Linked DNA regions of Homo sapiens: region 1 is linked to region 2. A link is an interaction called in ENCODE POLR2A ChIA-PET data of the cell type or tissue named here. Cell type or tissue: GM12878. All regions are shown on one strand. Region 1 overlaps SNAPC1 (small nuclear RNA activating complex polypeptide 1). Region 2 overlaps LINC01303 (long intergenic non-protein coding RNA 1303).

Region 1 (4,000 bases), 220 kb after region 2:
TGTGTGTGTACTCAATGTATACCCAATGTATGTTAGTTTCTTTTACCCTACATTGTGTCTGAAATCTTATTTCTGATAATAAATACTTGGGTATTCAGTTTTTCACCTAATGTTTGTGTGTTTTAACTTTTTTTTCCTTCTTATTTTACATCCAGAGATGTGAAAGGGCAGAATCATTAGCGAAAATAAAATCAAAGGCCTTTTCAGTTGTCATACAGGTAAGTTATTCTTTAATAAGGTAATTTGGAAATTGACTGCTTTTTAAATTATATTTCAATTTTTCATCAAAGTAGTAATACATGTACTTAGTTTTAAAAGTCAAATAATGCTAGAGAGATTATATAGCACAACAGTCCCCTTCTCTGCCACTTCCCACCCTTGTATTCCTAACCTTCAGAGACAGCATCTTTCACTTCTTCTCTTTTAGCAGTTTCTTCTAATATTTACCTGGAATTTTGATGCCATTTCCTTTATTGTCTTCCAGCTTCTAGTATTCCTGATTTTGGAAGGTTTTAGGTTTTGCTTTGTCCCTGGAGTTCTGAAATTTCATTTAATACATATAATGTAACTTGGTGTACATCTTTTTTGTTTATTGCCCTTGGCACTCATGGTGACCTCCTTTCAATCTGATATCCTTCAGTTCTGAAGAAGTTTCTGTATTGTTTCTTTGATACAAATATTCTTTCCTGCATCTTTTCTCTTCTTCAGCTTTTCTTATTTTTCTCTTCTATTTCCAGTCTCTGTCTCATTTTCTGTTTTCAGGGAGATTTCTTAGGCTTTTATCTTCTGAACCATTATATTGATTTAAAAAAATTTCCCCTGATATTTTTTCATTACCAGTAATTTTTTTTGTTCTCTGAATGTTTGTTTTATTTTTTTAAATGTATTTTTCTTTTTCACAGGATGCAATAACTTTTTCTCTTTAAGGATATTAACTACAGTTTTTTTTTGATGGTTCCTCCCATTTCCTTTGAGTTCTTTTTTTTCTATTTGTTTGAACTCTTTCACTTTGTTGGTTTTTTTTTTTTTTTTTGAGACAGAGTTTTGCTCTTGTTGCCCAGGCTGGAGTGCAATGGTGCAATTTTGGCTCACTGCAACCTCCGCTTCCCAGGTTCAAGTGATTCTCCTGCCTCAGCCTCTCGAGTAGCTGGGATTACAGGCATGCATCACCACGCATGGCTAATTTTGTATTTTTAGTAGAGTTGGGGGTTTCTCCATGTTCACCAGGCTGGTCTTGAACTCCCGATCTCAGGTGATCCACCTGCCTTGGCCTCCCAAAGTGCTGGGATTACAGGTGTGAGCCAGTGCACCTGGCCCATTTTGTTGGCTTTTTAAAAATGATTGAAGATCCTCAGATGTCTTTTCATATTTAAGGGTAGTCAAGAGGAGATCAGGAGCTTATCTAACCTCTAGATTTCTTTGTCTTGGAGCTAGTTATTTAGAGAGCAATCTTTCACTCCCTTGTCTAGGGGAGGAGGGTGGGAAATAAGCCCAGCTGCCAATGTTTTGGGAGCCTACAGAGAGAATCAGCCACGAGGCTCACCATTCCTTATGCAGGTTTCACTCAGCCCCTCTATTTTCAATAAGAGGCCTCATCTCCTTCCTCACCTACACCAGTTTCCTTTGAGCCCACATCCTTTCTCGTTTAGCCTCTTCAGAGAGCAGGCCTTCTGTTTTGTACAGGAGATCAGTTGCCTAGCTCTGAGGTTGAGGAATGAGACACTATTCTCTATAGATTTTCAATGCACCTGCCTGTTTTTTCAGTCCCACCTCAGCCTTCCAAAGTGCTAGGATTACAGATGTGAGCCACTGTGCCCAGCCCTTTGCCCGTTTTTTAACGGGGTGGTTTTTTGTTTGTTGAATTAATTTTCTTATAGATTATGAATATTAGACCTTTATCGAATGCAAAGTTTGTGACTATTTTCTCTCATTCTGTAGGGTTGTCTGTTTACTCTGTTGTTTCTTTTGTTGTACAGAAGCTCTGTAGTTTAATTAGGTCTCACTTTTCAATTTTTGTTGTCAACTTTGTCAACCATCAGGTGGTCGTAGGTGTGTGGCTTTATTTCTGAGTTCTCTGTCCTGTTCCATTGGTCTATGTGTCTGTTTTTGTACCAGTACCATTCTGTTTTGGTTACTGTAGTGTGTCTGTGGTTTCTGCATCCATGGATTGAACCAATTGTGGATTGAAAATATTTGAAAAAAAAAATGCATCTGTACCAAATATGTGTGGACTTTTTTCCTTGCCATTATTCCTTGAATAATATGACAATCATTTACATAGTATTAGGTATTATAAGTAATCTAGAGATGATTGAAAGTATATGGGAGGAAGTGCATAGGTTATATGCAAATACTACACAATTTTATATCAGGAATTTGAGCTTCTCTGGATTTTGGTATACGAAGGAAGTCCTGGAACTAATCCTCCATGGATACTGAGAGACAGCTATACGTGGTTGCTTTTTAAGAATTGTTGGCCGGGTGCGGTGGCTCATGCCTGTAATCCCAGCACTTTGGGAGGCCGAGGTGGGCGGATCATGAGGTCAGGAGATCGAAACCATCCTGGCTAACACGGTGAAACGCTATCTCTACTAAAAATACAAAAAATTAGCCGGGCGTGGTGGTGGGCGCCAGTAGTCCCAGCTACTCGGGAGGCTAAGGCAGGAGAATGGCGTGAACCCCGGGAGGTAGAGGTTGCAGCGAGCTGAGGTCGTGCCACTGCACTCCAGCCTGGGTGACAAAGCAAGACTCCATCTCCAAAAAAAAAAAAAAAAAAAGGACAGAAAAAAGAATTGTTAATACCTGTATTGCATATACAGCATTAACTGAAAATTCTTTGCTTAAGCAAGTAAGGGAATTCACCTACTGATGTAACAAAACAAATCCTTAGCCAGGATTGGCTAAAGATATCTGTGTCGCAGACAAAGCTATCATTAAGACTGGCCCTCCATTTTCACTGCCGTCAAGTGCTGTTTTCCTGACAGCTCCAGCCTTGCATGTTCCCAGCTTTAGCTTCCAAGGCAAGAAAGAATTTTTCCTTCTTAATAGTTAGACAATTCCAAAATAGCATTTCATTAGCCATGATACATACCACATACCCCGCCTGCTTGCCTCCCCACTCCCAACAAATTACCCTGGCCATGGGGATGTTAAACTCATTGTGGCCAGATCTGGGCCACATGGCCAAACCTGGAGCCAAGCGTGAAGTACTTCTACTTGGAATGCGTGGTAGTGCCTAAGGGAAATAAATTTATTAGAAGATGCCTCTACACCTTTGTTGCCTAACCATGCCAGATAATAGAACAACTTCATTTTAAGCCCATGTGAGTAGATGATGATGACAGCTGCAGGAAACTTCATGTTATAAAAATAAGAGACTATTTACATGACACAGGTAGTTATAGTAAGCCAGCCAGGGGTAATAGTAAAGTACTTTATGACAGATATTTCTGTAAATCTTTCCTCATCTTTGATTGTACATTTTGTCTTCCTCTCAATTTTATCATTTGGATTCATTTTATAATTTATTGGTTAATTGGATTGTAACTCTTAAGGCATCCAAATCAAGAAGGCATCGTCAAGTCAAACTCGACTCTTCTGACTCTGATTCTGCATCTGGTCAAGGGCAAGTCAAAGCAACTAGGAAAAAAGAGAAGAAAGAAAGATTGAAACCAGCAGGAAGGAAGATGTCTCTCAGAAACAAAGGTAACTTTTTAAAGTCTTACTAAGATTCAACAAAGGAGAATGGGTTTTATTTACAACTTTGCCTCATGTTTATTTCCTTGTTAAGAAGGATTAGATACTTGTTTGAGAACATTTTTGTGAGATTTAATATTAAAAATAAATTCTGTTAGATTCTTGGAATCTTATTGCTTGAAAGGGATCCTAGGAATCATATCAAATGTATCGTTTTATAGATGATGAAATTTTGGCCTGGCCGGGTGCTATGGCTCATGCCTGTAATCCCAGCACTTTGAGAGGCCTAGGTGGGCGGATCACT
Region 2 (4,000 bases):
GAAAAGCACATGAGTTTAGAGAGTCAGACATTCACTAAACTAATATTTATTGAGCATCTATTATATTTCAGGCATATTGTGGTTGCTGGAAAAACTAGAGTGAAAAAGACACCAAAGATCCCTGCCTTCGTGGAATTTACATTCTAATCAAGACATGTTATATTGTTTACCCAAATTAACCCAATGGTAAGGCAGCCCTGTGGTCGGTCTGTCTTCATAACTGTATCCATGGCACCTGGCATATTGTAGGTGCTTAAGACATATATGGTGTTGAATGATAAAATCAGAGCTGGGTGTCAGACACACACTTTTTGACTCCAAAGATAACACTCTTTCATAGCTGTATGCCAGAACAAATGGAAGAAATAAACTGTACTTGGGTCTGAAAAAGCTCATTATATCAGGATGAGATGGAGGCAATAGGTCTTGACAGCATGAGTAAAAATTAGGCAGAGGCAAAGAGAATACATTCAATATATTTATTCATCTGACAAATATTTGGATTTATCAGAACCTTTTCCAAGTGATAGGGCCAGAACAATGAGCAAGGAAGTCATAGTCTCTACCATTCTGGAGCTTAGAATCTAGTGAATATACAACAGGGTGCTGTGGCTGCCAAAAAAATATAAAATGCAATCTTAGCCTCCAGGGTTATGAGTGTGATGCCTCAGATGTGGGGAAGGATGAGCTCCACTGAGCTTTGCCGTGGTTAGGCTGTGCCTAGAAAACTGAACTCAGCTCTAGATACCACCACAGAGAGATACAAACCTGGATCATGTTCAGAGGAGAGTGAACTGAGTGATGAAGGGAGCAGAAACATGGAGCTCAGCAAGTGAGGAGGTAACGGGTGAGCCTCTGGAGCAAAGGCAAGTGGACAGCATAACCACCTTCAAATATGTGAAAAGCTAATGTGATGGTTATTATTTTTGCTTCCCAACTATTTCTAGCTCCCTGCCTCCTGAGCACAGACAGGTGAGGTCGTATGAATAATTCTAGCCAACAAGTCCAGAGCAGAATGGTATATACTACTTGCAAGCCAGAACATTTCAGTGCTGGTGAGACACTCTTTTTCTTCCAGTGAACGGCAATGATGAGAGGTGGTGGCTGGGCTCTGACAGCCTGGGTCCCTGAGTGATTAACATGAATAGGACCCCTAGCTTACCCTCAATGGACATTTTGAATGAGCAAGAAATACTAGTTGCTGTTATGGTTTTTATTACTGCTGTTTCATGGCGCTGAGATTACGATCGGTGTTTGTCCCTGCAGCATAACCTAGCCTATCCTGACTGATAGGCGTGCCATGTGTGGAGGGACCAGTCTGACAACATATGGCTCCCAGGGTTAGAACTAGGAGCACCTCAGGCTGTAGCAGGAGTCATAGAATGTGTTATGGCATAGCATAAAAATGAACTTTTCCACCAAGGTCCCTAAATATGTAATAGACTTCCTTTGGAGGGAAGATCACTGGACATCTTCAGTCTACAACCCTCGTTGGGGATGATGGACCTGGACCGGAGGGCTCTCCCAACCCTGAGAGGCTGGCGTACCACAGTGTGGAATGGGCTTAGCAAGCACACTATTATTGTGGCGTTTGCCCTAGGGGGCCCACTGGGGCAGGCCTGAGTTGGCTTACCATCATGTTTCCACTGGCCACATGCCAGGCCCCTGCTGCTTTCACTGTACCACACAGTCATGAATCTGTGCATAGCATTTCTGGGGGCTCAGCAGGGTGTACAAAAGGCATAGCAGCTCAGATGGCAATGAGATCAAACGAACGGCAAGGGCTCTCTCGGCCCACTCTTATGCAGAATGATAAGTAGTCCTTTGGGGCTCATGCTTGCATCATTAGCAACCTGGAGGCATTAGGAAACCTCTGAAGTTCACCCCTACTGATTTGTCCCTCATTATCCTTATTCTGCCCTCTAGGAACTAGAGCTGAGCACCTTTCCTAACAGTGCTGAATGCCAGTGTAAAGATCTGCTCTGGGGAGGTGTGTGTTCAGAGAAAGCCCCGGTAGGGGGATGAAGGAAAACATGTTTTTAGCATCAAAGACCGGGTTTGAGCACGTGCCCCCTTTTCCAATGGTTGGCTGGAGTTGGATCACACTGGCTCATGAGAGCTGATTGTGCACATCTCTTTCAAGTTAGTGCTCGGAGAGCTCACAGTGGTAGCTTAAAATTGGTTATTGTGGGAATATTTACACCATGGACATTGGTAAGTGTTAAAAGTCAGGCCTTTTTTTTTTTTTTTTTTTTTTGAGACTGGATCTCACTCTGTTGCCCAGGCTGGAGTGCAGTGGTGTGAGCCTAGCTCAATGTAGCCTCAAAGGCCTGGATTTCCTGGACTCAAGTGATCCTCCCACCTCAGCCTCCTGAGTAGCTGGAACTACAGGCTCCTGCACCATGCCCAGCTAATTTTTTTTTTTTTTTTTTTTTTTTTTTTTTGCTTTTGTAGAGATAAGCTATTGCTGTCAACTCAGGCTGGTCTTGAACTCTCTTAGCCTCAAGCGATCCTTCTTACCTGGGCCTCCCAAAGTGCTGGGATTACAGGCATGAGCCACTGCATCCGGCCAGGACTTTTATTAGTTTTATTATTTAGACAGCTTTCCAGCACAACCTTGCAAATAGGGAAATAGTGAGAAAATCATGGTCTTTGGAACCAGGCAGGACCAGGGTCACCCTGACTCTGCTCAGCTGTTGTCATTGAAGGGGGTGTGGAGATACTGAAACTTCCGTGAACCTTAGTTTCCTTGTCTGTAAAATTAAGAAACCTTAGTTTCCTTGTCTGTAAATTAATAACTAAAACCAAAATATTAACTACCTCAAAGGGTAGTGTGAGGATCAAATGCGATAATGTCCACAGATTGCTAACTAAATTAAGCTCCTTCCTTTGGGGCACATAGAGAACAACTTCCAGGGAGAAAAACAAAACACCCCTGAATTGCAGCTTTTTTGCTTTTAGCTGTGGAAAACATTCCCAGAAGCTTCGCAGCCTCGCATCCTCGTACCCCATTGGCCAGTTTAGCGTCACATGACCATCCCTAACACCAATCACTTGGCAAGGGAAAAATGACAGCCAAGCCACAGCTCCTGAGGGAGCCCTGGAGCCCCTGTTGGCGTTAGTGGGATTTTTAACGCCCCCTAGATGGTTCCAATGCGCAGTCAGAATACCGAACCAATGGCTGAGAGTCTAAGTCTCGGACAAAACCTTAGCCCCCGGGGGCTGGAGAGAGGTTCATTCTCTCCTGAAGGACAAGGATAGAGAACCAAGTCAGGGTTCCGGGAGTGTGGGATCGGGGAGGAGGAAGGATCGCTGTTTATCAGGTAATCAAAAGTGCAGACTCACTCTCCATTCCCAGCTACTGGACAATCGTGGGGCAAAGAGCTCAGTGGGAAAAATCAAAGGCATTAAAAATGGTTATTCTTAGAGATAAGGTGTATAACTATTGGAAAACAGAAATAAAGTCTTGAATTAAGCTTTGAGAAATGGTTCTATAATAGTAGGTGGGAGGGAGAGAGTTAAAAAAGCATTTGCAACTTATCTGAGAGGGTAAGACATGGCCAGTGATACTTAACTGAAGAGGACTGTTTGCCCTGTCAGTTCTGAAGCTCCTGTTACAGCACTGAGTTAAGCCCTGTGAACACAACATGTGTTTATTTATTGTAGACAAACCCTGCCACAAAGCCACAGGCACAGCACACTTCTCTGTTAGGTCTGTATCTCTTAGAATATTAGGACCCTAACTGGGATTCTAGCAACTTACTTCCTGAGGCTCAGAGCTGCCTCCTGGATTCAGAGAGCCTGTCAACAGCGTCTGCTGAGTATATAACGTGGACTGTGAGAAATATGGACTTGGAATCAGGAGACATGGATTTGAAACTTGACGCATTCATCCTGGGCCGGCTGTTAAACGCTCCCAATCCTTGTTCTCTTCCTCTATTAAATGACAATACTAATAACGATACCCACCTCATAAGATTGTGATGAAGATAAAAAAGGA

What was found. ChIA-PET counts read pairs that join two places held together with the same protein. Peaks named below come from ENCODE experiments on the same cell type or tissue, not always from the same donor. Only the 100,000 strongest peaks of a DNase experiment are listed, where the experiment ranks them.
Region 1: POLR2A ChIA-PET joins it to region 2 with 5 read pairs; 14 of 35 experiments call an interaction of 5 or more read pairs at or near these places.

The regions. Positions count from the first base shown.
Region 1 is chr14:61,778,693-61,782,692 of GRCh38, forward strand. It overlaps SNAPC1 (small nuclear RNA activating complex polypeptide 1), which reads left to right. Exons shown (of 10, transcript NM_003082.4): 7 at 156-218; 8 at 3,555-3,705. Among named protein-coding and RNA genes, the nearest start is that of SNAPC1, 18 kb to the left of the region's middle. In GM12878, no CTCF peak of the experiment used is centred here; a DNase peak (open chromatin) is centred at 1,658; H3K27ac peaks cover 728 bases.
Region 2 is chr14:61,556,774-61,560,773 of GRCh38, forward strand. It overlaps LINC01303 (long intergenic non-protein coding RNA 1303), which reads right to left. Exons shown (of 5, transcript NR_110416.1): 4 at 3,970-4,000. Among named protein-coding and RNA genes, the nearest start is that of LINC03033, 12 kb to the right of the region's middle. In GM12878, no CTCF peak of the experiment used is centred here; no DNase peak of the experiment used is centred here.